7 separate regions of the Homo sapiens genome follow, and all the other regions are linked to region 2. Evidence: chromatin loops called from intact Hi-C (ENCODE). Cell type or tissue: endothelial cell of umbilical vein. All regions are shown on one strand. Region 1 overlaps RERE (arginine-glutamic acid dipeptide repeats). Region 2 overlaps RERE (arginine-glutamic acid dipeptide repeats). Region 3 overlaps RERE (arginine-glutamic acid dipeptide repeats). Region 4 overlaps RERE (arginine-glutamic acid dipeptide repeats). Region 5 overlaps RERE (arginine-glutamic acid dipeptide repeats). Region 6 overlaps RERE (arginine-glutamic acid dipeptide repeats). Region 7 overlaps RERE (arginine-glutamic acid dipeptide repeats).

Evidence for each region. Peaks named below come from ENCODE experiments on the same cell type or tissue, not always from the same donor. Only the 100,000 strongest peaks of a DNase experiment are listed, where the experiment ranks them.
Region 1: it touches region 2 in a loop (5-fold over the local background); 88 of 110 quality-filtered maps call a loop at or near these places.
Region 3: it touches region 2 in a loop (3-fold over the local background); 89 of 110 quality-filtered maps call a loop at or near these places.
Region 4: a loop joins it to region 2, with 11 times the contacts of the local background. A loop is called at or near these places in 3 of 110 quality-filtered maps.
Region 5: it touches region 2 in a loop (8-fold over the local background); 85 of 110 quality-filtered maps call a loop at or near these places.
Region 6: a loop joins it to region 2, with 2.2 times the contacts of the local background. A loop is called at or near these places in 2 of 110 quality-filtered maps.
Region 7: it touches region 2 in a loop (3-fold over the local background); 5 of 110 quality-filtered maps call a loop at or near these places.

The regions. Positions count from the first base shown.
Region 1 is chr1:8,664,370-8,668,369 of GRCh38, forward strand. The region is part of intron 1 of RERE (arginine-glutamic acid dipeptide repeats); the gene reads right to left. Among named protein-coding and RNA genes, the nearest start is that of RERE, 150 kb to the right of the region's middle. RefSeq lists an enhancer at 52-101. In endothelial cell of umbilical vein, no CTCF peak of the experiment used is centred here; a DNase peak (open chromatin) is centred at 2,192; H3K27ac peaks cover 131 bases.
Region 2 is chr1:8,569,164-8,573,163 of GRCh38, forward strand. The region is part of intron 4 of RERE (arginine-glutamic acid dipeptide repeats); the gene reads right to left. Among named protein-coding and RNA genes, the nearest start is that of SNORD128, 76 kb to the left of the region's middle. In endothelial cell of umbilical vein, a CTCF peak has its summit at 2,162 (motif pointing left); DNase peaks (open chromatin) are centred at 1,498, 2,288, 2,588 and 3,208; H3K27ac peaks cover 2,413 bases.
Region 3 is chr1:8,669,418-8,673,417 of GRCh38, forward strand. The region is part of intron 1 of RERE (arginine-glutamic acid dipeptide repeats); the gene reads right to left. Among named protein-coding and RNA genes, the nearest start is that of RERE, 150 kb to the right of the region's middle. In endothelial cell of umbilical vein, a CTCF peak has its summit at 2,088 (motif pointing left); a DNase peak (open chromatin) is centred at 2,054.
Region 4 is chr1:8,373,272-8,377,271 of GRCh38, forward strand. All of the region lies in intron 12 of RERE (arginine-glutamic acid dipeptide repeats), which reads right to left. Among named protein-coding and RNA genes, the nearest start is that of RERE-AS1, 49 kb to the right of the region's middle. RefSeq lists a silencer at 238-532 and an enhancer at 400-1,092. In endothelial cell of umbilical vein, CTCF peaks have their summits at 1,688 (motif pointing right) and 1,888; DNase peaks (open chromatin) are centred at 460 and 1,730; H3K27ac peaks cover 1,101 bases.
Region 5 is chr1:8,709,998-8,713,997 of GRCh38, forward strand. The region is part of intron 1 of RERE (arginine-glutamic acid dipeptide repeats); the gene reads right to left. Among named protein-coding and RNA genes, the nearest start is that of RERE, 110 kb to the right of the region's middle. RefSeq lists an enhancer at 326-826. In endothelial cell of umbilical vein, no CTCF peak of the experiment used is centred here; DNase peaks (open chromatin) are centred at 2,494 and 2,904; H3K27ac peaks cover 3,280 bases.
Region 6 is chr1:8,393,001-8,397,000 of GRCh38, forward strand. The region is part of intron 12 of RERE (arginine-glutamic acid dipeptide repeats); the gene reads right to left. Among named protein-coding and RNA genes, the nearest start is that of RERE-AS1, 30 kb to the right of the region's middle. RefSeq lists an enhancer at 2,729-2,928. In endothelial cell of umbilical vein, no CTCF peak of the experiment used is centred here; DNase peaks (open chromatin) are centred at 2,111 and 3,491; H3K27ac peaks cover 2,902 bases.
Region 7 is chr1:8,701,000-8,704,999 of GRCh38, forward strand. All of the region lies in intron 1 of RERE (arginine-glutamic acid dipeptide repeats), which reads right to left. Among named protein-coding and RNA genes, the nearest start is that of RERE, 110 kb to the right of the region's middle. RefSeq lists silencers at 220-319, 2,035-2,654. In endothelial cell of umbilical vein, no CTCF peak of the experiment used is centred here; DNase peaks (open chromatin) are centred at 552, 1,362 and 2,472; H3K4me3 peaks cover 2,465 bases; H3K27ac peaks cover 2,402 bases.

The DNA.
Region 1 (4,000 bases), 95 kb after region 2:
TTTCTACCTGGCCAATCTCATATATAATGCGTTCATCACCAATCAGATACCAGGACACACAGGAGGATCCACACAAGTACATGTCTACCAGATCTCCCCTTCAGCTTCAGACACATGTGAAAACTGTTCACCTGGGGTCTCTTCTTGGATATCTCAAAGGTACCTCAACATGCCCAAACCAAAGGCATACTCTGCGTGCACCACCATGCCTGGCTAATTTTTAAAATTTTTTGTAGAGACAGGGTCTCATTTTGTTGCCCAGGCTAGTCTTGAACTCCTGGGCTCAAGCAATCCTCCTGTCTCCTCTCTTTAATCCCTACATCCCATCATCAACAAATTATCTCATTGTTACCTTATAAATTTCTCTCAAACTTATACCTCCAAACACCTCCAACATCACAAATCTTAGTTCAATCTACTAGTATGGCTTTCCTGGACCACTTGAATCAGGTTCTTGATTAGTCTCTTCAAATCCACTCCTCTGAACTCCTACAATTATTTTACTGTACTGCAGCCAGGGTGTTCCTTTAAAAAGGCTAATGACATTATGTCAATCCCCACTTTACAATACGTCAGTGACTCTTCACTTTGGTACATTAAAAATCCAAATCCTTATCATGATCTGCAAGGTGCTTATCCTTTTTTCGCTTCATCTCTCAGCACTGTCTTTCAGTCTACACCCAGCCACACTATCCCTCCCTCAGTTCCCAGAACACACCACACTCCTTCCTACCCAGAGTCCTTTGCTAAGGTTCTTCCTACCCTTTGTAATGCTCTTCGTCTGGCCTAGGTGCCTCCTACCCTTCCTTCAAGTCATAGCTCAACAGCAACGTCCTGAGGATAGCTTTCTTGTTCAAAACAGGTTAAATTCCCTTCATAGCATTTTCCACAACTGTAACTTTACATTTACTTGTGTGATTTGGTTAGCTTCTATCTCCACCTCCCAGCTAGAAGTTCCTTGAGGGACTGACCCTTGACTGTTTTTTGCCCTTTGCTGTATTTCCAATTCCTTAACTCACTGCCTGGCACAGAAAGAGGAATAATAAATTATTTCTTCTTCCTTCCCACCCTCTCACACATACGTTGGATCAGTAAAGAGGGCATTATGATGAGACTTGTGTTGGGGAAAGAAAATATTTCATGAATAAATAACTGAAGAGGTACTTGATTTGGTTCATAAACCATGAGTAGGATAAGGAGACGCAAAGAGAAGGCGAAAGACAGTCCAGGTGGGAGGAACTTCACTTAAGAGAGTGTTCAGTTAAATAGCAGCTACAGGGGAAAAAGAGCAGTACAAAGTAAATTTAAGTAGAGCAGGTGGAAGGGATAATGGAATGCCCCCAAAATAATAAAGCAGCCAACACTCACTGGGCACTTAATATGCACTAAGCACTTTACACATGTTAACTCATTTAATCTTCACTATAACAAAGGTGACAATGTAATTTATGATCCAAACTGGATACATCTGAGAGAGAAAAAAGACACAACAAATAACCATGCAGGAAAAACATATGAAAGCCAGGTCATATATCCTAGCTATACCCTTATTCAGTCAGTACTACTGTTATGTATATCTTATCAATGCAAAAGTAAGCACTGAGAGGCTGAGCAAGTTGACCAAACTCACACAACTATGTGTGAGACCTAGGATATGAACCCAAGCAGCTGACTCCAGAGCCTATATGCTTAACCACAAAGCCATCCTGCCTTAAATGACATGGCCTTAAAAGCCGAGTTATCCAATACAGTAGGTTAAGTGAAAAAGGTGCTGCCAGGCTACTGAGATGAAAAGAGCAGTCTAGGAACATTCATCTTATCTGGCAGTAGGAGATGTTTTCCACCAAGAGTTGTTAGTGTCGGCCAAACAAACTTACTTTCAAATCCATATTCTCTGAGAGCCTAAGTAAGGAACCGAGGTACCTCAAGTACTTTTGCCTGTGCCATTTCTGCATTTATTGTGTATCCAAAAAATGTGTTAGCATCCTCCTTTAGGAACACAAGGCAAGGAGACAGTCCACGTGTGGAAGACCTACATGAACATCTTACTCTGCTAGCCCTGCCTCCAAGAGAAGCAGCTGCAGCCAGCATGCAGCAGAAAACCAAACAGGCACCCTACAGCTGGGCGACTTGCTTCCAAAGGGAAATCAATTTTCCTTTCCTGTTGCCTTTCATATCAACATGCCTGGGAAAGAAGACGTAATGGCTTTTGCTCTGGAAAGGGAAATGTCACTCTAACACTTGTATTCACTGAATAAGAAGTAAGGCATTCTCATAAACAGTAACCTGATGTAGAGAATACTTCAAAATATGCCAGAGAATTGCAGATGAAGCTGCAAGATATCACTGAAATATGAAGTCAGCAGATCTGCAAACTCAGACAGAAATAAAACAGCTTTTTATCTGAAAGTTATGTGGTATTGAGAGTTTTTCCATGTTTTAAAGTTCTTCCACCTGACCCAAACCAACCACATAAGCAAAGAGCTACATATACCCCTGCACGATTCTCTACCTCTGAGGTTAATGAGTAAACTCAATCAATCCTGCTAAGAGTTTATATACTCATTCTCAGAATATACGGCTTATTTAAGGAACCTAAATAACTGCAATGGGATGCCCAGGTCAAATTCAAAGAGCAGCCTTTGTGGTATCAGAGCAGAAGGCAGCAAAAAATAAACCCTTTAATGAGGACTGGGTTTAATGCTGATAGTAGCACTTCCTCATCTCCTTTGAGCTTTGGGGAAACAACTGAGAGAACTAAGATTAAAAGACTCTAATAAATAAGGCTTCTCAATTTCTTCCAAAAAGACATACTAATAACAAAACACAAGACCACTGCAGAGGGTGCAAAAGTACCCAAAACAGCAAAACTCAAGGCTACAATTAACAACCCAATTAAAACCAAGTAAGAAACGATATATAATCTTTATTATTTGAAGCAAAAATTCCCAAAGATGAGGTGCCCCAGGAGGTTTCCAATAAAAATTTAAAATCCTGTCTTTCTTTAAAAAACACACAAACTCGGCTAGGTGTGGTGGCTCATGCCTGTAATCCCAGCATGTTCGGGGGGCCGAGGCAGGAGGATCACCTGAGGTCAAGAATTTGAGACGAGCCTGGCCCACATGGCGAAATCCCATCTCTACTAAAAATACAAAAAATTAGCTGGGCATGGTGGCACGTGCCTGTAATTCCAGCTACTTGGGAGGCTGAGGCAGGAGAATTGCTTGAACCTGAGAGGCAGAGGTTGCAGTGAGCCAAGATGGCGCCACTGCACTCCAGCCTGGGCAACAGAGCAAGACTCCGTCTCAAAAAACAACAACAACAACAACAAAACCCACACAAACTCATTCATACAAATAACTGCTTTCATATACTTTTAAATGTGAAGCTTTTCCAATTATATACAGTTAGCTTGTACACTGCCAACAGTTGTGTCTCTTCTACTCAGCAGGTTAAGGGAAATACACTGCTCACTCTAAACAGGGCTTCTCAACTGAACTACAATTAACATTTGGGGACAGATAATTTTTTGTTGTGGGGGGCTATCCTGTGCATTGTAGGATATTTCGCAGCATTCCTGGCCTCAACCCATACAGATTCTAACAACGCAACCCACTGCTCCAGTGAGAACTACAAAAATATCTCCAGATACTGCCACATATCCCCTGGGGAGCAAATATGCCCACAGTTGAGAACTACTGCTTTAAACAAATTATTTGCCTATTGCAGAGATTTCAAAGGGTTAAGCATCTGTGTTGCTTCATGCAAAATTATGCTTCACTAATATGCAATCCATAAAACACCATTACGAAAACTATAGTCTGCCATGTTCTTTGTTCTCTGAAATAAACTAGACAAATTCAAAGTATTGCTTGAAACAGTAATTCCACAGATGTTTGAGGGTGAATTAGGAGAACATAATCAAATATCCTGAAAATTCTGTTGTTTACTGGCAAGTCCTGAAGCTTGCTAGGAACAGAATTACTCATAGGTGACCTGC
Region 2 (4,000 bases):
AATAGCTATTCGTAGAGAGTGTAATAAGAAATTGTCAAATTCCCCCTTAATCCCTACTAAAGCTTTAAACAGTCCATTAAATTTCTTTAAAAGCAAAAAAAAAAAAAAAAGAGTACAAATATCACAAAATTTGACATTTTTGTAATAATACTTTGGTTGTTGTTTGGTGACGGCGGTGATGGCAGTGATATTATTCATTTGGAGGGAATTAATGACTTCTTACACATGACATAGCCAGAAAAGTTACAGAGCTCAACCACACATCAATGGTGGGGTCAGACTTTGCGGTAATGAGCAGGATGTCAAAGAAAGGGTGGGGAATTTCTCACATTATTTAACATCACATTATTTTATAAGTAAGACTTACCAACTTATGATTAAAGATACATGGCAGAGATTTTACAATTAAAAACCGATGATGAGCTACCATGATAATATTTCCTTGAGGTTGGGCACAGTGGCTCACATCTGTAATTCCAGCACTTTGGAAGGCAGAGGCATGAAGACCGCTTGAGCCCAGTAGTTTGAGACTAACTTGGACAACAAAGTCAGACTCTGCCTTTACAAAAAATTTAAACATTAGACAGGCATGGTGTCATGCTCTTGTAGTCCCAGTTATTCTGGAGACTGAGGCGGTAGGATCTCCTGAGCCCAACAGCTAAAGGCTGCAATAAGCTATGATGGCACTGCCACACTCCAGCCTGGGTGACAGAGCTAGACCCTGTCTTAAAAAAAAAGAAAATATTTTATTGACTCAATACACTTTTTACAGAAGGACCTCTCAAACATCTTAAGCTTCAAGATTCCTTAGATTCTTAAAAATTATTAAAGAGTCAAAGAACATGGGTTATAGCTTATCAGTACTTACTGTATTTAAAAATAAAAAAATTTCTGGCTGGGTGCGGTGGCTCATGCCTGTAATCCCAGCACTTTGGGAGACTGAGGCGGGCGGATCACGAGGTCAAGAGATCGAGACCATCCTGGCCAACATGGTGAAACCCCGTCTCTACTAAAAATACAAAAATTAGCTGGGCATGGTGGCTCGTGCCTGTAGTCCCAGCTACTCAGGAGGCTGAGGCAGGAGAATTGCTTGAACCGGGGAAGTGGAGGTGAAAGTGAAATTGCGCCACTGCACTCCAGCCTGGCGACAGAGTGAGACTCCATCTCAAAAAATAATAATAATAAAAATAAAAAAATAAATTTTTTTGTAATTTATGAATTCATTAATAACAGTAATAAACCCACTACATGCTCGTGTTAACATAAATAATTATAACAAATAACTATAATTTTTAGAACGAACATAATGTAGGAAATGAGTAACACTTTTATTTCTGCAAATCTCTTTTACTTCTGGCTTAATAAGAAAACAGATTCCCATATCTACTTCTGCTTCTGTATTCAATCTGTTGAGCTATATCACACATCATTTAGCCTTTTGTGGAATGCACTGTACACTCCTGAGAGAATGACAGTGAAAAAAAGCAAATGACGTCTTGGTATCATTATGAAAACAGTTCAACCCTACAGACCCCTGGACCATAGTTAAGAATGGCTGGTCTCTGAGATGAAGTCGACAAGCTGCACAGATGGCTCCAGGTGCCCTCTCTTTTAGACACAATCATTTAAATAAAAAGTATGCTCCCGAAACAGCACAATGACTAGAGATTTTAAGGCACAAATTCATTTAGATGTCAGATACTATTAAAAAAGATTTCATTATTATTTATACAACCAAACACTCCAGACATTCCAGTAGAGAGCAGAAGTTACACAAGAAGAAAAATCTAAATAGGAAGCTCTCATTGTCAAATTTAAGGTATCTTTCCAAAAACTGAGCTCAGGATATAAAAGAAATATTTAAAGCTTGATTCAAACAAGTATTTGTCTACATTAAAAAGGTATACTACTTTAAAACAACGGTGAACCCTTGAAGCTGAAAGCATGCAGAAAATAATAACCTAGATAATTTCCGCTATTCCAGGCAACTTTCTGGCCATTTCAAAAATGATACTGCTTCCTACCTGAGAAAACTGGCATCATTAAACAAAACCTTTAAGAAAAAGAAAGATATTAGCTTACAATGTTAACTGAATCATATCTTTTATAATGACTAATATACCTAATTTATGTGAATCTAGCAATATTCCGCCCTCTCCTGGTGATATGCTTTTTGTACCACTGCTGTCTGAATTAAACCCTGAGTGTAGAGTTGGTAACACAGTAAAGTAATTTTTAGCAACACAAATATTTGCACTTTTAAGAAGCACTAGAGACACAGTTTTAGAAATTACTGACTCAAAAGTTGGCCTGCATAATAGGAATCCAAGTACAGCCAGCAACTTACCAATAAACAAATTCAAATAGTTGGATAAGAAAAGGGAAAATCAGCAGGAACACTAAAAAATTATATTTTCCTGGTTTACGTAAATCAGTCTGTCTTATCTTAAATATCTTAATTATTTCTTCTCTTCCTTTAACTTAAACCAAAACAAAGACGGTAACCTTTAATACTAGTTAGTCTATTTATAACCGTTCCATCTACAAACATTTTTCTAATACAAACATGCCCTGATAGCTTATCTTGGTGCACATGCCAGACAACAAAGGCCCACTGGCCTGCTGGAGAGGAGAAATGGAAAGCAGGAAATGAGAAGCCTTAGTTAATCTCCAAATAATCGATCAGTGTATTCAGTCAAGTGTGAGCTGAGCTGGGAAAATGCTGCTTTAAAAAAGAAAGAAAGAAAATCAAAGAGCATGTGACTGGAGCCACAATTCATTTTAAAATAGGGTAATTTTTGTCAAAAAGATTCTGCATCACGTTCAAGCACCAACAACAACATACGGAAATGTTCATATCTTCTGCAGTAAGACCCCTTCCTTTAAAATCTCTTGTCATCTTTTTTCAAAAACAAGTTCCAACTTTTGGGCTTTGTTTCTTATTTCAGTTTATCTTAATTATTGAGGTATAATTTACATACACACAATAAAATTAACTTATTTTGTTTCTACTAGTTTTGACAAATGTATAGAGTTGTGTAACCTCCACCAAAATCAAGATAGGCAACATTCCCATTACCACAAAAAGACCAACTTCCATTACAGAATCAACATTTGCTGTGATGAAAAGGCTTTGGGTGCCAGTGTTGCCAGAAAAGCAACATTCTAATCTAACTTCCTTCCTCCATTTTAGCACACAGAGAAGTTAATATGGAGAAAAACAATTCAGAGTCTGCTGTGACTCTTCTATCTATTGCTAGAGAATACTACAGACAGGAATCCCATGATCTTTAAATCAAGTAATCGGCTAGATAAAACTTCTGGGCTAAGAGGTAATATGGTCTCAGGAAATTCCTAGAACATACAACAGTTTTAGCGACAAGTGATATAAAAATAAACAAAAATAATTTCAAATTAGATCTGAGATATACTTTCCTCAAACTATATAAGGAATATTTATTGGGCATCTGCTAGGCACCAGACACTGTTCTGGAGATGGTTGCTGAGTATATAGAAGTGGGAAAAACAGGAAGTCCCAGTCCTGGTAGAACTTCCATTCCAATGGAGGAGAAGACCCCTTACCAATTCCCCCAACCCTCTCCTCTAAAATGTCCAATAACGGTTAAGTGCTTTTAGAAAGTTATGATGAATGAAATCTGCCACTTAGTAACCATAAATCCTAGGCAAGTAACATTTATTTACACTGTTATTTAATCTCTTTGGATATTATTTTCCTTAAAATTAGTGGTCTTCTCAAAAGTACTTCAGGATAGCAGGAAAAACTGTATTGTGACCTGATATGTCATATACAGAGACAGGTTTAAATAACCCTAATGATTCCATACACCAGTTTCTCTACCTACAGGACCTAGGAGGAAACCTAAATGTCTTGCTTGCTTGCTATCCTGAGCGTGTTCATGAAAACTCCCAAAGGTGGCTCTACTTTCTTGCTTTATCTTTCTTATTTTTCTTTTTAAAGTTTTATTATGAAATATTTGAC
Region 3 (4,000 bases), 100 kb after region 2:
GTAAATTATATGACATGTGAATTATATCTCAACAAAGCTGTTTTAAAAACAAACACACAGCAGCAGCAGCAACTGAATTACAAACTAACAAGAAAAAGCTCAGGCTTCACTACAGCCAAACAAAGGTGCATCTGGCTACGAAATTCACAAGGATGAGCTTTACCTCTGCAACTGAGAAAAACCACCTTTTAAAGCTGTAAAAACACAGTCAATTAAACTAGTAGAGTTTTATTTCACGTAATGCTGAGAATGAAAGAGAGCCTTCTTTGGACCACGGTAATCTTTAATATACAGGAATTCTTGGTCAGGCTTACTATCTCTGTATAGCATGTTCAAAAGTAGATTAAGTTGGACAGGGTTTCTTTCAGTTTGCAAAGCTCTAAGATTCAAAGTAATTTGCAACCATGGCACATAAGCTCTCAGCGTGTGATGAAAGGAAATGACAGGGTGAATTTTATATTTAACTTAATACAATTACACTTCACACCTATAGAAAAAAATCAAAAGCATTCAAAATGCACTTCTAATCCACAGGTACAAATTATATCAAAGGAAAAATGGAACCACAAAACTCATCGGAGCAGCTCTTTTAAACACTTAGAATCTCTAAGTCTAAGATAAAAGGCAAACTGGCTCTGACTAAAAACACAAGTCTCAGTCAAAATTCAATTTGCTGTTTTCTATGTCTGAGCCATTCTAACTGGGTGTGATTCTAGGTTGACCAAATGTATTAACCCTGCTCTCTCTGTTAACCTGATGTCATTCAAAAAGAAAAGCAGAAGAGCCACTAGAACAACTCAATTAAGATGCCAGCAACTAGTAACTAACCAGGGAGGGCAGGAGAAGTCCCAGGACCTAGAACATAACACTTAAATGTAGTTATAACACTGATCATCAAATAAACATCAATCTCCAGAGGAGATTCTGTCAGTTCCCCCATTATTTCAGCAAATGTTTACTGAGTTCATACTAGGTGGCCTAGGAGCTATGTCCAGAACACACACAATCTCTAACCTCAGAGAGATTACAATCTAGTGGGGGAGAGAGCAGACAATAAACAAACAAGTAGATTACTACAGACACAGTCTGTAAGTTGGCCATAAGATGTGCTATAGAAAAAAAATAAAGCTGGGCAATGGCCATGGAGAGGTCATCAATTTAAGGTAATCACTGGCAAGGGATCACTGGACCTAAACGAAGCAAGGTGCAAGTTACATGGTTAAAGTGGGGGAAAGCATTCTGGGCAGAGAGAAAAGCAAGCACAAAGTTCTGACTCAGGCAGAAGCATGCCTGGCATGTCCAGGCAACAGCAAAGGGACATGGTGGCTGAAGCAGTGAGCGCAAGAAGAATTGGAGATGGAGAGATAGCTCAGTACTTACTCAAATAAGGGAAAAGCCATGGTGGAGTTTTGCATAGAGAAGTAACAATCCGAGGTACATTTTAACAGACTCCCTCTGGCTCCTTAGGAAACAACTCAGGCAAGGTCGTAGCAGTGAAGGTGTTAAGCAGTGGTCAGATTCTAGCCCTCAGAAGTGGCTAACAGAGCGCACGTGGTGTGAGAAAAAAGGAGGCCAAGGAAGACAATAAGGTTTAAATCCAAGCAACTACAGTCATTTACTGACATGCAAAGAGAACAAAAACTGGGAATTCTGTTGGAATGTATTAAGATGTATGTGTTGAGTGGTCAGAAAGCTCTGGGCTAGACCTAAATCTAGGAGTCCTCAGTGCACAAGTACTAATAACCATGGGGCTGGATGGTATCAAAACAAACTACTAGGGATGAAATATTCAAGATGGCAAAGAATGCTTTGCAATGAATATTATGGACAGGCCAAAAACGTTCTGTAAACTGCCAATGAAGTTGAAATGGTAGAATGATGGAAAGACTACATGACGATGCTCTGAAAAGAATACACTTTTTTATTCACAGAGAAGCCGTCTACATAGGAAACGGGTGCCTATGGACAACTTCTGTATTAATGATGTTACCAAATACTGCATTTAATAAAATCCAAACCGCTGAAGTCCTTCCTGGCTGATTTCCACGCTAGAAGACACATAGGATGGAAACACCTCCCCCTGCTGTTTCACAGGGAAATACACCAGCTGTCCAAATGACTTTTGCCAGGTCCTTCTGGGCTAACGAATTAAGGAAGGAAAAACTATTTGAAAGATTCTTGCCTTGTAAATTAATTCTAAAAAGAGTTGTCAGATTTAAAAATTAGCTTTGTTAACATTTCTGAGGGCCTAAATTAAAATTTTTAATGTCCATGTGAAAAGAGAAAAAGAAAACATGTAGTGACTAATTATATGAATTTAAAACAAAGTTCAACTCTAGAAAAAATGAAATTTAATGGGTTCGCTAGTGATATTTAGCTGGTACCACAATTTGAATCCGAAATAATTCAAATAGAGCAACATTTATATGTCTCAGGAAGGCACACTGTTTTAAAGTAAGTGATATGAAAAGGTAAAACTGGATCCAAAATCTGTGAGCATTATCATGAGAAATATATGATTACATCTGTAAGAGAAAGGGGAAAGCTGCTAGATTTAGAAAAAACATCTCAGCCGGGCGTGGTGGCTCATCCCTAAAATTCTATCTAGCACTTTGGGAGGCTGAGGCAGGAGGATCATCACTACAGGCCAGGAGTTTGAGACCAGCGTGGGCAACATAGCAAGCTCCCATATCTCCACAAAAAATAAATAATAATTTTTAAAAAGAAAAAAAGAATAATCTCACTCCGGAAATATATTTTTTGTTTGTTTTTTTGAGTCAGCGTCTCCCTCTGTCACCCAGGCTGCGATGCCAAGGCATGATCATGGCTCACTGCAGCCTCCATGTCCTAGGCTCAAGCAATCCTCCCACCTTTACCTCCAGAGTAGCTGGGACTACAGGTACGTATCACCACACCTGGCTAAGTTTCCTTAATTTCTGTAGAGAAGGGATCTTGCTAGGTTTCCCAGGCTAGTCTCAAACTCCTGAGCTCAAGCAGTCCTCACACCATGGCCTCCCAAAATCCTGGGCTACAGGTGTGAGCCACCATGCTCAGCCTGGAAATCTAATTTAAAGAGATCAAATTATCAAATTCTGGCTAATGACAGGGAAGATGTTTCCAGCAACGAGAGAAAATGCAGTATTATTCCATCACTTTCTATCTACTCCTGTGCAAACACATTTCTTCACTGCAAGTGGAAAAAGGAAACTATGAAAAAGCAAAGAATGGCGCATACCTTCAAAAATGTCACTTAAAATTACTACTGCAGGTGTCAACAATAACCTTTATGGTTATTCAGCCTCAGATATACTTGGCTTCTGGACTCAATCAATATGTCAATCTTATTGTAACTTCACACTTTACAGTGTCTCCATGCAGCAACAGCAACAACAAAAAAAAACTCAAGAATATGCCAGCATCCTTGTATCAGATGTTTACTACCAAACAAACAAACAAAATCTTTAATACTATTTGCTCAGGGTAAAATACCAATTCTATCTGCAAAACAAACAAACAAAGCTCTTTAAATATTTAATCAGCAGTAATTAGAATCGGAGGACAGAATGACTAGAATCAGATGGAGGGAAGAAAAGGTTTTCATTTCTACCCTCCTGATAAGGAAAACAGCCATACATTCAAGAATAAAATAACTTTTATCATTTAGAGGAGCCTAATTCATTTATTTATTTATTTATTTTGAGACAGAGTTTCACTCTCGTCACCCAGGCAGTTCAATGGCACGATCTCAGCTCACTGCAACCTCCACCTCCCAGGTTAAAGCAATTCTCCTGCCTCAGCCTATCAAGTAGCTGGGATTACAGGTGCCCGCCACCACACCCGGCTAATTTTTGTATTTTTAGTACAGACAGGGTTTCACCACGTTGGCCAGGCTGGTCTCGAACTCCTGACCTCAGGTGATCCACCTGCCTCGGCCTCCCAAAGTGCTGGGATTACAGGCGTGAGCCACTGTGCCCAGCCAGGAGCTTAATTTATTACAACA
Region 4 (4,000 bases), 200 kb before region 2:
CTTAACTCTCGGTGCTAATGTGCAATTAGAGTCAGAATGTTGTTCCCCTGCTTAAACTTTTGTTTGAAAAAATGCCCCACAGTGAGCATCTGGCTCCTTCTTTGGTGGTCCACGTAAAGGGGATGAAGAAATCCACCCCTTCCTTACTGAAGTGGAGAGATCTAAAACTTTTTTTTAAGGTATGTTTTTTCAGGGAGAAATCCCAGCAAGCAACAAATAATAAAAAACAAGGCCTCAAATTATGTAGGGCAGAGAGGGAGAAAGAAGCATGGTGTAGAGCTGCTTCCTAAACCCGGGCCCAGAGAGTGACCCAGGCCATGAGGAAAGAGCTGTGGCCCTGAGAGCCGGTCCCAGGAAGTCTGCATGCGACGCTGTCCCCTGAAGAGCTGCCCTAACTGGAGTGCTCCAACGCTGCTGCCGAGTGCAGTCAGGAACATTTCCTGGCATGGAATCCTATGCGAGTCATTCTTTCCTTTCCCTCCCCAACGATTCAAGGGCTGGATCTGACAACTGTTCAGAACATCTGAGGTGAGAAGCCGGGCACTGGGCAGAACCAGCAGCGATATTCAGGAGCAGCCACCTTCTACAGATCTTTTTCCAGGAGGCAACCGGTTGTCTTCCAGTAACAACTCTGGTAATTAAAGCACTGTTCTCCTGGGCTCCTTCTTTTGTTAACCAACCGAATCCTCTAATCCCTAAAGGAGCCTGGCACTGTCAGCGGGCTCTGCTGCTAATCGTTAAATATCACCTCTGTGGTCTCTGAGTGCAGCAGGGAGAATGATGATCTGCTTGAAGGCACACGCAGAGAAGTGGAATTCTGAAATCTCAGCCTCCTACGTTCAAGAGGCCGAAGGGCTCTGATCTAAACCGCCACCCACGAGGAAGCCCACAGTGAGGAGGCAGCTGCCTCCAGGCAAGGCAGTCCCTCGGTGCCACCTCCAGATCCTCTTCTGGGGAAAGGCAAAGGGAAAGGAGGGAAGTACGTGAAGGTCTTGTGGCTTTAACTTGTAAATAGGTGGGGCCAGTCTAAGACACTCATGAAGATGTTCCTTACCCAGGCACCTTTTTATAACATTTTAAAAAATCAGTTAAAAAAAATTTTTTTTTTACCACTACATTTACCACTCCATTTGTACAGTGCAAAGGAACTGCAATAGCTCAAGATTTCTGCCAACACTGAACACTGTAATGAGATTTCCTAAGCTCTGTGTTGTTCTGGTGGATGAACTCAGCCATTTGCTAATCCCACCCTGGCCCCACACCTCCACTCAGACGTCTGGACCTGAGGTCCTGCCACAGCTCTTCCCTGGGCCGGCCCTCCCATGCTGCACACAGACCAGGTGAGTCTTCCCAAAGCCCCGCTAGTACCTTGCCACTTCTTCTCCAAACGGTCAAAGGTTCCTCAGGGCCTAAGGAACAAAGGCCCAGCTGCTTGACTACTTCTTCTGAGACTTTCTCTGTGTTACCGGAAGACTTTTCTACCATATTCCTTTCTACCATATTCCCCCGCCTCACGGCCTTTGGCTTATGTCAAACACAATGGCCAGTTTTCTGTTCCTCAGCACTCTCCTGCCTGCTGGGTGAGCCCCTGAGCCCCATACCACCCCCACCTCCTCCTCTGTCCAGGCCCTGTAGTCCTCCTCATCACTCAGGACTCAATTCATCACATTTGCTGCCTTCTTCTCCATGAAGCCTTCCCTTCACTTCACTCCCCCACCACTGGATGGCATCATACAGGTTTCACTCCTACATCTTTTCATTCCCGCCTCTGTGCTGGCACAGACAGGCTTCCCTGTGCTGTAACCATACATGGGCCCACCCAACTTGCCAAAGTACGTGCTATCTCATCTGTGAGTACCCCACAGGTCTAAGACAACATCTTGAATAAGTATTCAGTAAACATCTGATGAAATGATTATTTCTGGAGAATTAAAATTCACCTGAAATTAAAAGGATAAAACTTTTGAGAAATGGATACCGAATTGCCACTTTCTTATTTTGCCATGTAAGGTCATTAGAAGTAACTGCCTCCTGATCTCATCATTATTTTGTAAAAGAAATGACATTTTATCTCCAAAAAAGTAAACAGAAAAAGTTCTTTGATTACATTTACTGTTAGGAAAAATGGCTACATTTATTTCTTATGGGCCAGTGAAAACGCAATCCACATGCCGATGTTTGGAAGTGGCTGCTCTGAAGGTGAGTATCATGGAATGGTGGCTTAGGAAGCCACTGAAAATGCTTCCTCACTCAGCAGCCACTGAAAATGCTTCCTCGCTCAGCAGCCACTGAAAATGCTTCCTCGCTCAGCAGCCACTGAAAATGCTTCCTCGCTCAGCAGCCACTGAAAATGCTTCCTCACTCAGCAGCCACTGAAAATGCTTCCTCACTCAGCAGCCACTGAAAATGTTTCCTCACTCAGCAGCCACTGAAAATGCTTCCTCACTCAGCAGCCACTGAAAATGCTTCCTCACTCAGCAGCCACTGAAAATGTTTCCTCACTCAGCAGCCACTGAAAATGCTTCCTCACTCAGCAGCCACTGAAAATGCATCCTCACTCAGCAGCTTTATTTACAAACAAGCAAACAACATTTTACTATGAAATCTACAATAACTAAGCTAAGCCATATCTTTTTATATCTTAATATATATTTATCTTTTACATATACTTTATCTTCATCTTTATTTATATTTTATCTTCACAGACTCCCAAATAGATAAACCTTCATTTTCCCTGCTTTACAAATGAGGCAACTGAAGCACAGTGAGATGAAGCCATGTGGCCAAGCTCAGTTTCAATGAAGTCTAACGCCCTTAACCTTAGACTCTGCTGTGCTGCTGCTCTAAAACGTTTGACCATCATGGTTTAAAGCACTAAGAGGAAATAGCCATCTAGATTTTTTTAAGTGAGGGGGGCAAATTTGGGCTATCTTTGATCTCTGGAATCTCTGGAGTTCAACGCAATAGCATCTTAATCTTCATACCTGGACCTTCGCAGTTATGGCTGAGGAGCACAAAATATCCCTGTGCCTCCTGGTAATAACAGGATGCCAGCCTTCCCAGCTCAGGGTAGAGCCCCCATCCCAGCACCCATGGACTACAGAACTGCACCTGCTTGAAGCAACTTCAGGGGCACACAAATCAGAAGCACATTTGGTAGCCATGAGTGAAGATTTAGAATTATGCACATGTCTATAGAAACGCTTTCTGCTTCCTATACCAAGAACAACCTCTATGACGACATGAGACAGACGCTGGGAGCCTACAACCATGAACCCTCCCCACCTCACTACCTACTTACCATACCTCACACCACCCACCAGCTTCTGATACAGGAGAAGCCCTCTGGCCTACTTTTGGCTCTAGGCAACATATGTCCCAGAAATGTGCCAATAAGTGGCCTTCACCTGCCTCTTGATCCAAAAGCAGTGATGCCTGAGTCTAGATAAGGTAGAGTCCCTAAAGAGATACGGGCTCTGCCCAAAAAAAGATGTTTGCATACACCTACTATACAAAGCATCTTTCCAAACTGCTTCCAGCTAGAAGTATCTATTTAAATCAGTGGTTCTGAACTGCGGCTCAAAACCGTACAGGTGTTGGAGGGATCCCAGGGTGGGTCTGCTGAACCTCTATGACCTTGTTGCTACCCACTGCAAGCAGATCTATTAAAAAAAATTATATTCATTGATCAAGCAATAGATAACTATTGGTTTCCTTGTTTGTTTGTAAATAAAGCTGCTGAGTGAGGAAGCACTGACAGTGGCCTAACTTCAACTTAATTAAAAAATAATAGTAATTAAAATAATTTAAAAATAAATAAATAACAGATTTGGAAACCACTCATTTGAAGGCAAAGATTGAGGCCACTGCAAAACAGTCTAAAGCTCAGGCTGAACTGAAAGACTCCCACGACATGAGGGGAATCACCCCGGCCTCTGGCCTGGAAGCCCTGGGCAGTTCCAACACAATTTCACTTACATGGAACCCACACACACAAGGG
Region 5 (4,000 bases), 140 kb after region 2:
CTCTCTTTCTTTCCATGACTCCTCCTAAATACAAGTAGTCCCTGTCAAGCCTCCTTTTATCACATTCGGCCATCTCACATCAGTGAAAAGATCCACTCTCAAGCTGTTTCTGTGTTTGTGATTCCAAAATTTGATTTTTCCAGCTGAGCTTGCTTCTTAGCAAGAGGCCCACATATGCAAATGCCCTATGGGTTCCACCATAATGGCATTCCACAGACACTCTCAATCCCAAACCAAATCAAAATGTTCTTCCCCCTAAGTCCTGGGGGGACTGTTGCAATCTACGTAATATACTCTTGAATATACTGTTGCAGTCTACGTAATATACTCTTGAAAAATAACTAGAAATAACATCAGATTATAAAAAGAAAACAAAAAGCCCAAGACAGACTGGCCTTTAGTAAAACTCTGAATAGCACACTTTAAAGTGAAATAACATAGGTACAACATTAAGGTTGGGCATTAGTTACAACCTTCCTTCATGTTTTACTTTCCAACATAGTCCCAAACATAGATATTTGTTTGTTTGTTTGTTTTTTGAGACGGAGTCTCGCTGTGTCACCCAGGCTGATGTGCAGTAGCATGATCTCGGCTCATTGCAAGCTCCGCCTCCCAGGTTGATGCCATTCTCCTGCCTCAGCCTCCCTAGTAGCTGGGACTACAGGTGCCCACCACGCCCGGCTAATTTTTTGTATTTTTAGTAGAGACGGGGTTTCACCGTGTTAGCCAGGACGGTCTCAATCTCCTGACCTCTTGATCCGCCTGCCTCAGCCTCCCAAAGTGCTGGGATTACAGGCGTGAGCCACCGTGCCTGGCCATAGTCCCAAACATATTTAAGAGTGATAGGCCAGGCGGAGTAGCTTACACCTGTAAACTACTGGGATTACAGTAGCAAAGTGCTGTAATCCCAGCACTTTGGGAGGCCAAGGCGGGTGGATCACTTAAGGCCAGGAGTTCAAAACCAGCCTGACCAACATGGCAACACCCCATCTCCATTAAAATTACAAAAATTAGCTGGGCATGGTGGCGCATGCCTATAATCCCAGCTACTCGGGAGGCTGAGGCAGGAGAATCACTTGAACCTGGGAGGCGGAGGCTGCTGTGAGCCCAGATCGAGCCACTGCACTCCAGCCTGGGTGACAGAGTGTGACTCTGTCTCCAAAAAAAAAAAAAAAAAAAAAAAAAAAAAAGGGAGTGATAAACTGCTAATAAGTATTTAAAGTATTATATCATGAAATACATTATCAGCATTATAAAAATATACTCCAGAAAACAAAAAATACAACTTTCCACTAGGCTCCCGGGGGCATCACAGCAAACTGTTATGACATTAGTCATCAATCGAAGGTCAGGCCTGGAGGTTTTAGTTTTTGGAAGTGTGCAGCCGTCTCATGGATGTAGCCCTAAACCAACTTCAGACAGAGAGCAAGACCTCTTAGATAGCACATGCTTTAAATATGTTTAAGGACATTTTCATTTTTATTTCAAAACTCACTAGAGATCTCAGACTGTGCAGATCAAATTATTAAATTCCAATAGAGCGATACGTTGAAAAGCCAAAGCAGGGTTAAGAAGAGAAATTTCTCGTTTGGAAAAGGGTTTTACAGATTTAAAAACAAACAGTTTTGTGGAAGAAAGAGCTCAGGGATGCAGGGCCTCAATGGGATGTTTAAAATGAGGCCCCTCGTGTATTTTGAACTGATGATATATGATAAAATCAGTGTGGAGATCCAGCCAAATGTACTGGAAGTAATCTTAAGGATAACTCAAAACCACAACTGAAATCAATATCCTAAGAATTCAAAATATTAACCAGACAGATAATTGTATGACTTATTAAAATAATGTACACAAATTCAAAATATAATTTTGCCCTTTATTATTATTAGGACATGTTTTCTCTAGTATTATGCCGCCAATAAATGAAAATACTTTAAAATAAAATTACACACGTGTATTTCAGAAAAAAATACATACATTTAAATGTTTCAAAAAATTAAATGAGTACCATTTGCCAGTCTCAGCATCAGAGGTAGCATTACAGATCCAGGAACTGCCTGCCTAAAAGCCAATAACTGCTCTCTAGAAAATGCCAGAAGACTCCAGTTAAAAATATACACTCAAACATTATATAATACATTGGCTAAAACAAAAATCAAAAGCCACAGATTCGAGAATGTTTGATCTGCACAACACAGGGTGGTTTCTTGTGTTTTCTTCTGAAGGGATTAGAAGTGAGTGAGACTGTCATAAAGACAAATGCTGAACATACATTCTGGAGTTTAATTTTAACTAAAAGAGCAAATACTTGGGCTGCAGGAAACAACAACTGAGTGAGTACAAAGGAAGGCATGGGCTAACTTCTAACGTTTACATCATCTGATTAATTCCAACAATAAAATCTAAACACTGATCATCCCCTCCAATCTTCAGAGCAAGCTGACTCTACAGTGAAGAATACGAGAGCCCTATCAGCTGACTCTGGTATGTTTAAACGATTATAATGTAAAGCATGTTCATTCTCTTAAGTGAAAGGAAATGACTGCCAAATGCTTCCTTCACAATCTCTCCAGAATAGGGCAGGTCCTTTAATGTGAGATTTTCCTGACATTCCAATTGTAGCAGACATTGAACAAACAGAGACGCATTAAAAGCCGACCTGGTTCTATTATCTTTTATTGAAGGCCTAGCAAAGATCAGACATGAGCCCTGTGCTATTTACATTTTTTGGTGCATTAATCACTTTTATACTCAAGGGCTTTAGAAAAATTCAATGGATTTTTTTTTTTAATGAAAAACAAAATAAAAAAAAAACACAGGATGTAACCACAGCTATATTGGTCTTTTTCTCAGGAAGGTCAGAAAAGCTTTAAAAACAGGAAGTCTGTGCTATAAGGTTGAGAAATGTTTGTTTTAACAGCCTAAGGCGTCATGGTTGCAGTTTGCAGTCAGCTGCTATGGAGGACTATAGTTTATTCTTCCCAGCCAAGGATTAATGTCCCTAGGGAAAAGGCCAAAAAGGTACTCATATAACTAGAAAAGCACATTATCCTAAAATAAGACTTGTTATAAAATCTGAATCATAAATCTTACAAGATACCTTTCAACATTAAATAGGAACTAATTTAGTAACTGGAGGAGGAACAGTTTGTCTTTTGTGGTAATTTATAAAGGCTAAGGAAAAACCATAGTAACCAATGCTAAGACAACCTCCTAGAAACAATTAGCAGTGGGTTAAGAATTGGTGCTTGCCATTTGATACAAGTTTTCTATTGATTACCTCTATTTTAATCATTATACTAATATTAATTATTAAAATCAAATGTAAAAATGACACTCTTGCTTGAATGCAAATTCTTGCAAAAAAGGCAGATTAACTTTAAAAATGTTTTATCCCTAACAAAATGGTTGGTCTCTGCTTTTAAGAAAAAAATTTTTTTTAATTAAAAACTTTGGCCAGGCACAGTGGCTCACATCTATAATCCTAGCACTTTGGGAGGCTGAGGTGGGCGGATCACCTGAGGTCAGGAGTTCAAGACCAGCCTCGCCAACACGGTGAAACCCCATCTCTACTAAAAATACAAAAATTAGCTGGGCGTGATGGCAGGCACCTGTAGTCCCAGCTACTTGGGAGGCTGAGGCAGAAGAACCACTTGAACCCGGGAGGCAGAGCCTGTAGGGAGCCGAGATTGTACCACTGCACTCCAGCCTGGGCAACAAGAGCAAAACTCCATCTCAAAAATAATGATGATGATAATAATAATAATAGTAATTGCAAACTTCAACTACAGTGCTAAACAGTCTTAACATACCTAACATTAAAGGTATTTTATTTCAAAAATTACAATTTTCTGATTCCATTCTTTATACTTAGCTTACACAGGCAATCAAAATGAGGCTTTTTCATGGTGGACTCCATTTTAAATGGAATTAAACGTTATATTATGAAAACTTTAAGCCAAAAATATCCAAATATTAATATTAAAATACACATAGCACA
Region 6 (4,000 bases), 180 kb before region 2:
CACCAAAATACCATGATGAAGTTTATCCTGAAAGTAGGAGAAGGAGAATGTGGTGGGCTTACTCATGAGAAGGAATAGCAAGGTGCTCAGATTGGACTTCTGCAGGGATTCGTCCCCAAGTTCCCAAAGACTCAACCTACCAAGAAGGAGGCTACTTTGCCAGAAACTGTCCTACACTTTATAGTACTTGATCTTACCTTTCCAGATGTTTCTGTGAATTTTTTAGTCTAGTGCACCATCAGTTCACCAACTGCTCTAGGAAGATCCAAATACAACAGTTCTTATTTCCGCCTCCATCAAGGGTAATAAATGCCAAGTAAGATGCAGTATCCTATTTAGCGTGGCCTGTGTGACTGGGGGCCCAAAGCCAGGAACCATAGCATCCACATCATCTGGGCCTTTCTGATTGGACCGTAGCATGACAAAGAGCAGTGGCTTAGGGGACCCTCCTTTCTCTTGCTGACTCAATCTAAACTGCTCTGGGTGAGCACTCCCCCTTTCCAAGTCCTGTTTAATTCTACTCATAAAATGGGGTTGGTTTTCTAACAGCTCAAGGTGTTTTAAGAATAATACACAGTGTTCATAAAGCATAATGGGCATCTCCCAACAAATGGACCCAAGCGCAGGCAAGGTCCATTTCTGGTTATTTCTGTTATCAATATTATTTGAAAAGCATAGGTAAGATAAAATAGCAACCCTCAACTCTGATGCATCCAGAACTGGGCAACTACATAATACAGAGACAATTTACATGAATGAAAGTTTAATGGCATCAAATCAACTATGGATTACTAGTATCCAGGTAAAAGTAAAAACTATATAGAGTTGAAAATGTTGCTAAGAAAATATATTAACATATAAAAATACCTTTTAAAACTTCCTTCATTTTTTGTTTATAATTTGAAGGGCAATTAGAAGCTTCAGATGATAGGAGCTCAAGGCCCACGATTTTGCCATGAAGGCTGGCCACCTCCAATCTCCACCTGGGGACTTAAAACACTGCAAAATCCTATACACCATAACCCAAGAAAAATCCCTGATTTCTCCACTAAGGGCTCCTGAGACCAGAAAGACAAGATGAAGGATGGTGACCTATACTTTGGGAAAACCAAATTAGCTGCCATTTCTTGACATTCTATAATCCCAACTTTCAATTTCTAATGCAGGTGGCTCTAACTGCACAGGTAGGACAGAGCTGAAATCCAATGTAAACAGACACAATTCATCTTGCACACAACACTATACAGAGCTTTCCCCATTATTAAAAAGCTTCACCAAAATCTTGATTGGAAGTATGCTAAACATACTGCCCACAATTCCAAATTAAACAATTTTGAGAAATATTTCTTGCTTTTCAGATTCTCAAAATATTTGAAGTTCGACAACTACATACAGGCAAGATCATTCTGACCATCAACTACTCAATTAATTCTCACTACTGTCCTGGGAAGCAGATAATATTATCACCATTTTATAGATGAGAAAACTAAAGCACAGAGAGATGAAATAATTTGTCCAAGGACAGCGGGAGTGGAAAAGGAATTCACACACATTTCCGTTTTCCAGTAATTTAACTTAAGAAAGGAGCTACTGCAGAGAACAAACTTATCAGTCATGGAATCCCACATCACTCAGTGCTGGAGAGGGGGAATGAGCAACAAAAAAGTGACAAATCATAAGGTCTGAGTCCCAACTCTCAGCCAGAGTCACCCAATTGCTTCAGAAGACTGTTACCCCAAGGAAATAAGAAAAAAATACGTTAACTTGCTCTGTAAACCATAAAATCCACTACTAGTATATATATATATTATATCTCCATGAAGCACTTACCACAGTTACACTTGGTTTTTGTTTGCATTTCTTAGCAGGTGATTAATACTTTAAGGGGAGAGAAACTGTATTACTCATTTTTATATCCTCAGCATCTATCTAAAATGTCTTTCCCATAGAAACTCAAACGTCTGTTGAGTGGTTGAGTGAGTAAATAAATGTAAATAAAATAAAAAAGAAAACATATTTTAAGGGCCAAACAGCCCAAAGGCATTCCATGAGGGAAGTTTGTTACTAAACTTTCAGATAAGGTGTCTAGTATTTCCTGTAATAAGATATTGTATATTCCCCTTCTCCTGCCCACAGAATAAATCAAGTACAAAGAAACTAAAAATAATAATACCAAAGAATGAGCAATTTCCGGGTCGGGTGCAGTGGCTCATGCTTGTAATCTGAGCACTTTGGGAAGCCGAGGCGGGTGGATCACAAGGTCAGGAGTTCAAGACCGGCCTCGCCAATATGGTGAAACCCCATCTCTACTAAAAATATAAAAAATTAGCCGGGCGTGGTGGCACACGCCTGTAGTCCCAGCTACTCGGGAGGCTGAGGCAGGAGAATAGCTTGAACCCGGGAGGCAGAGGTTGCAGTGAGCTGAGATCACGCCACTACACTCCAGCCTGAGCAACAGAGTGAGGCTCTGTCTCAAAAAAAAAAAAAAAAGAATGAACAATTTCCTCTTTGGTCTTGTCTGCATAAAAAAGGAACCTCTCCTGCTCAGCTATGCAGGCACCTGGAGACATTTGAAGCTGGAGGTAGGAAAAAAAAAAGGTGAAGGTGAGCTTGACCTAGAAGGGCAACTGTGAACAAGGTGCTTTGAGGAAGCAATGTCAAACCTGTGTGGACCTTTTTGTAAACAGGTTAATTTCCTAAATTCTTTTGTGGGAATATAAGACATCCGTGTTTCTAAAACGGGAGAGGAGAGGAAACAAAAACCAAAACCAAAACCACCACCATGCACTGAAGGCCTGCAGTGGGGGCACAGGAGGAAGTATGAGAGGTTCCATGCCTGAGTTGTGATGTTTGCAGAGAATTAGCCAGTGAGAGTGCCCAAGGAACACGGGAGCACAAATCTGAGAAGGAACACTCGAACGAGGACCAATTCTATTATTATTATTCTGCTCTGTAAGGCATAGGTGACACCACCCCTCTCTCTGTGCTTAAAGGACAGCCATTCCATTAACTACCCACCTTGAATGGATTCCAGAGAAAGACTTTGTTCCCCAAGAAATATTAGCAAAAGCCTTCAAGCCAGGGCTAAGAGCCTTAGTGACAAGTGAGAAGGCACAGAACAACTGAGCAGAGATCATCTCTTGAAAACCTATGCTAATTATCCTGTTTCTACCATCAGGAAAGTGGGAGGGGGGAAGGGCTGCTGTGCTATCACTTGGGGTCCATTCTGGGGTCAAATTTGAATCCCAGCTTCTAGAGCTGAATTCAATGTGGAGTTTGTTGTCCATGCCAAAATTCAAAGGCTGATCAAGTTGAAGAACGTGACATGGACATAATGTGAAGTACATGAAAACTCACATACAAAGTACCTGCCCTCCTGGAACCAGTCCCCAGTTATCACAGAGCCGAGAGGAAACCAGTCCCCTATTATCAAATCCTCTTACTCTTGACTAGAGTGATGGAATTTGGGAAGAATGCAGCAGACTTCTAAAGACTGCTCAGCTACAAGCAGGATCTTCATCTCCTTTTCAGCTGTGGATAACAACGGAAGCAGTCAGCCGTCTAATAAATCAAGTTTAATTTTAACAGCATGAAGTATTGCCCGCTTTGTAATTATACTTCCAAAGGTAAAACCCAACTCGAATTAACTTAAAAAAATTGTTATTGAGGTAAAATTCACATAACATAAAATTAATCATTTTAAAGTTTACAATTCAGAGGCAGTTAATACATCTACAATGCGTGCAGCCCTCAGATCTAATTCCAAAACGCTTTCATCATCCCCCAAAGGAGACCCCTCCCCCTCATTAAGCAGTCAAAGTGAACTTTTTCCACAATGGCATTCTTTGTGATATATCATGCTTTCTCCACAGTATCAGTTTATTCACTTTCAACAGCATCTTTGCATTTTAAAGGTAAGGGAAAACTCAAAGGACCATGAGAACTAACACTCACAAATGTGCTTTCCAGTCTACCACGTGACTGTATACACATCTGGTGA
Region 7 (4,000 bases), 130 kb after region 2:
GCACGGTGGCATGGGAGAGGGATTAAGAAACACAACCAGTCAAGTCCATAAAACCTTCAGTGTAAGATAAAACTACCCTGTAGGAGCAGCCAATGCATTCTGACCTAACAGCTGTACACAGTTGCACTAGTTAAAATGAAAAGCTAGTCTGCATCACACACAGGCAATTCACTGAGCCTTACTGATACGTTGATGGGGTTTACCATCACAGTCTTCCCTCCCCTAACCTACAATGTAAAAAATGAATTGCCATATAGCTGAAGGCACCGGGATGGGGGTGAGGGGAATACACACACACACACACACACACACACACACACACACGCACACACTCCCTCCCTCCCTCTCTCAGGCATTTCAAAAATAATCACAACCATGTAGATTGTAACATATCCTATACGCTATAAAAACACACACACAAAGGAAGTGGTACAGCTACATTACGTCAGCTCTTGCCTCAATTCATAAATGCAAAAACCACAAAACAAGACAAAAATCTAAACGGCCTTTTTCTGGAAATCTTAGAGTGAATGAATGTGGGTTAAGTCTTTAAATATGTTATTGAACACTTCTCGCAGATGCATTGCTTTCATCAGCCACGGGGAGGGAAAAAGTGTAATCTTGGTCAATTCTATCATGCAACCAGATCAAATAACATTTCAAGTGCAGCCTGCCAAGCGCCAGCGCCTGCCGGAGTACAATGAGCGCTCAACTGCTCTGGACTGAAAAACCATCTTTCACTGGTCCCAGGGATCTTTATAAAATAGTTTAAACACTACTAAATTACAGAGTTAGAAAAAAAAAATACAAGCTCAACTCTGCTGCCCCCACACTATTGTGAAGCTGCTGTTAAGCATCTAAAAATCTGCCTTGTGTAATTTACTAGGCAATGTAAATATTCAGAAAGGCAACTGCCTCTCAGAGCCCAAGTCTAACACATGCATAAAAATGTAGAGTTGGTTGTGCTTCTGGAAATAATTGCCCACAGATCAACGTGCTTACATGGGATATTGTTCCCATCTGTAAGGTTTCAAATCATGTCTACTTTAAATTTGGAGTTTCCAGAAAGAGGAAAAAAAAAAAAAAGCCAGAACTCAAAACAGTAATTTTGGCACAGAATTGTGAGGACTTTGTTAAATCTGTTCTCAACTTTTACTCAGTGTCTCAATCTTAAAACACAGAGGCACAAAGGGAAAATGGAATTTCTCTGTAGACACCCGTGTTCATTCACAGACCATTTTTTAGATTTTCCGTGTGGCTGAGAGGCCTCCAGCCAAACAATGCCCACAGAGCGCGGGGCACATGTGCGCCAGGGACGCTTAAGGGCTGCAAGTAAAACAAAGTAACCTATTACAGGAGTTTCCTTCTCAGCAAACAAAAAGTGGTCAAGCAGGTCTCCCTACAGTTTCAGAAAACAAGAGTTGAGTAAACAAGAGAGGAGAAACAAGGAAGACAGCATCCCACACTAAAAAATTCTTTTAACAATTTAAACGTAAAACAATCGTCAAGAGTACCTCCGCATTTTAGCTACTCTGGCAAAATAACAGTAGTTCGGTCCAAGAAGAAAATTTCATTTGTCACTTAAGTAGCCTCAAATCAAGTCCATCAAATTCATTTTATTTTTAAACTTGTTTATTCCACAGTAAAGCAATGAAGTTTCTGATCAAAGAGCGACTTCTGCATTATACTCGGCTTCAAAAGCACTTTCCTTTCAGAAGAAAAAAATAAAAATATATACATATACATGTATTTTTAAATAGTGTTTTCTCTCCCCCCTCAAAAAAATGTTTTCTGTTCGATTTAATTAACTGAGATTTCAAGAGTTTGGGGCTACTTAAAAACTAGTGAGCCCAACAGAAATGCAATGGGACACGGCAAATACTGACTCCCCGTTCCTGGAAAGCCATCATCATTCTTAGGAACACCCGAGTTCCATCTTTCTAGGGTCGGCTGGAACACTCCGTGCACCCACCCCGAGCCCCCCGCCCGCACTTGTCCAACTTTCTGGCCCGAGATTCGCGTCCCCCTCGACGCACGAGGCCGCCGGCCACTTGCCTGCGGCCCGCTGGCGGCGAGAGCTGAGCCCGCGGGCCTGGTCCTCCTCCTCCGGCGCAGGGCCCCGCCAACTCCGGACCCGCGGAAAGGGGCGGCGCAGGCGGGCAGGTGGGGGCCCGGGGAGTGAAGTGCACTTGCTAAAACAAAAGGAGGCCTGAGCGGCCGCAGGGCACCGCGGCGCGGGCGCAGGTCCCGGCGGCTTGGCGGCTCCGGGAGGCGGTGGCCGCGCGGGGCCCCGCCCGCGGCTAGGGAGGCGGCCGCCCTGGCCCGAGCCTGCTGCCCACGGCCGCGGCACTCAGCTCGCACTCCTTCAGCCCGGGAGGCCGGGCCAGCACTGCCACATGCCGGTGACCCAGACGCCGGGAGAGAAAGAGCAGACTCCCCGCGACGGCGGCGGCCGGCAAAACCCGGGCTGGAGCCCAGCCCGCTCCGCGCGCACCCCTGCTGGCCGCCGCCGCGGGCGCGCGCACACACAATGCCAGCTGCAATTTTATCTCCTTCGTTGCTTGGCCAGCCTCCACCCGCTCCAATCCTCCCTCCCCTCCGACAGCCGGAACTGGGAGCCTGCGTGATTGATGGCAGCTCTTAATAGCGTGGTCAGCTAGAAAATGCATCTGCAAGCAAGATATTAAAGAGGCAGCGCATCCCTGTGAGTGATCAGCATTTCACACATCCTAGAGCTGCCTCTGCTTCTGCCAGGAATATTAATGCCAACCACCTCTGACGTCTAATAAATGCAGATGAAACAACCAACAATCACAGACAAGCTAAACATTTATTTCAAAGATGCACCGGGAGAAAGCAGCATTGTTTCGTGTCAAAGAACACTTCTGACCCCAGTTTTCCTTACACATTAAGAATTCTCTGCAAGCCATTTGTTTAAAAATCTCACCAATCCCTTTTCCACAAGTAAATAAAGATCCATCTGTTAGACAAGACATAGCTTAAATTGTGCATGATTGAAATTCATCTAATAAGGAAGCAAAATAAGTGCACATTCCTTACCATGTGGCTTTAAATAAACATATAACCTACCAGCTACCAGATTCCAAACTCCCTCATTAATTCAATTTTTATGTGAATCTTAACAGATTACCAACTGTTAATTTCAAACTAATTTCTTACCCACCCACAATTAATTCTGGTAAAAAATATATATATCAACTTGCTAAATTTTATTAAAATTAAAGTACATTTAAAGCATGTATTCTCTAGTGGTGATAGCCAAGATCATTTTGTCCTCCCAAAGACATTGTATAGGAATTTTTTAAATGTATTCCTATAAAATACAAATTCTAACTATTAAGTTCACTCAGTGTCAACCCAAATTAGAAAGGTACAAGCTGAAAATTTAAATGATTACTTCTGGTATCTTCACTATTACACCTTTCCCCTTCCAGGCAAGTTTCATGGAACTCTCAAATAGCTTCATAAATGTTAATTAGACTTTCCAAGGCCCTATAAAGTGGCTGCATTATCAGGTACTCTCTTTCCAATAAACAGAGAAATTTAGACAGATTAAAGTGATTTGCCTATAGTCTCTCAACAAGATGGGGGTGGGGCCAGGCTGAATAGAACCCAGGGGTCCTGCTTTGTTGCCACAGACAGCCAAACAGACATGCACATGCATGTTTGCTATTTAAAGATAACTCTGCTGGTCTCTCTTTAAAGACAAATCAAGTTATTCTACAGGACATAGAAATATCTGTCTCAAACTCCTAACACAGCACATGTACTGAGAGCAAGAGCTGATGAGGCATAATGTCTTTGCCCCCCTGAAAGGTGGCTGTGATCAATACAAATCAGAGATGGTCTGTAGTGCAAATCTAGCTCTGCTATAAGCTCCACTAAACACCATTCCTCAGTGAAACCATCCTGAGGGGGACCTGTGACTTGAAAATCTGCTTCATATCCAAGTGGCTATGAGATTACTCCATATATGTCA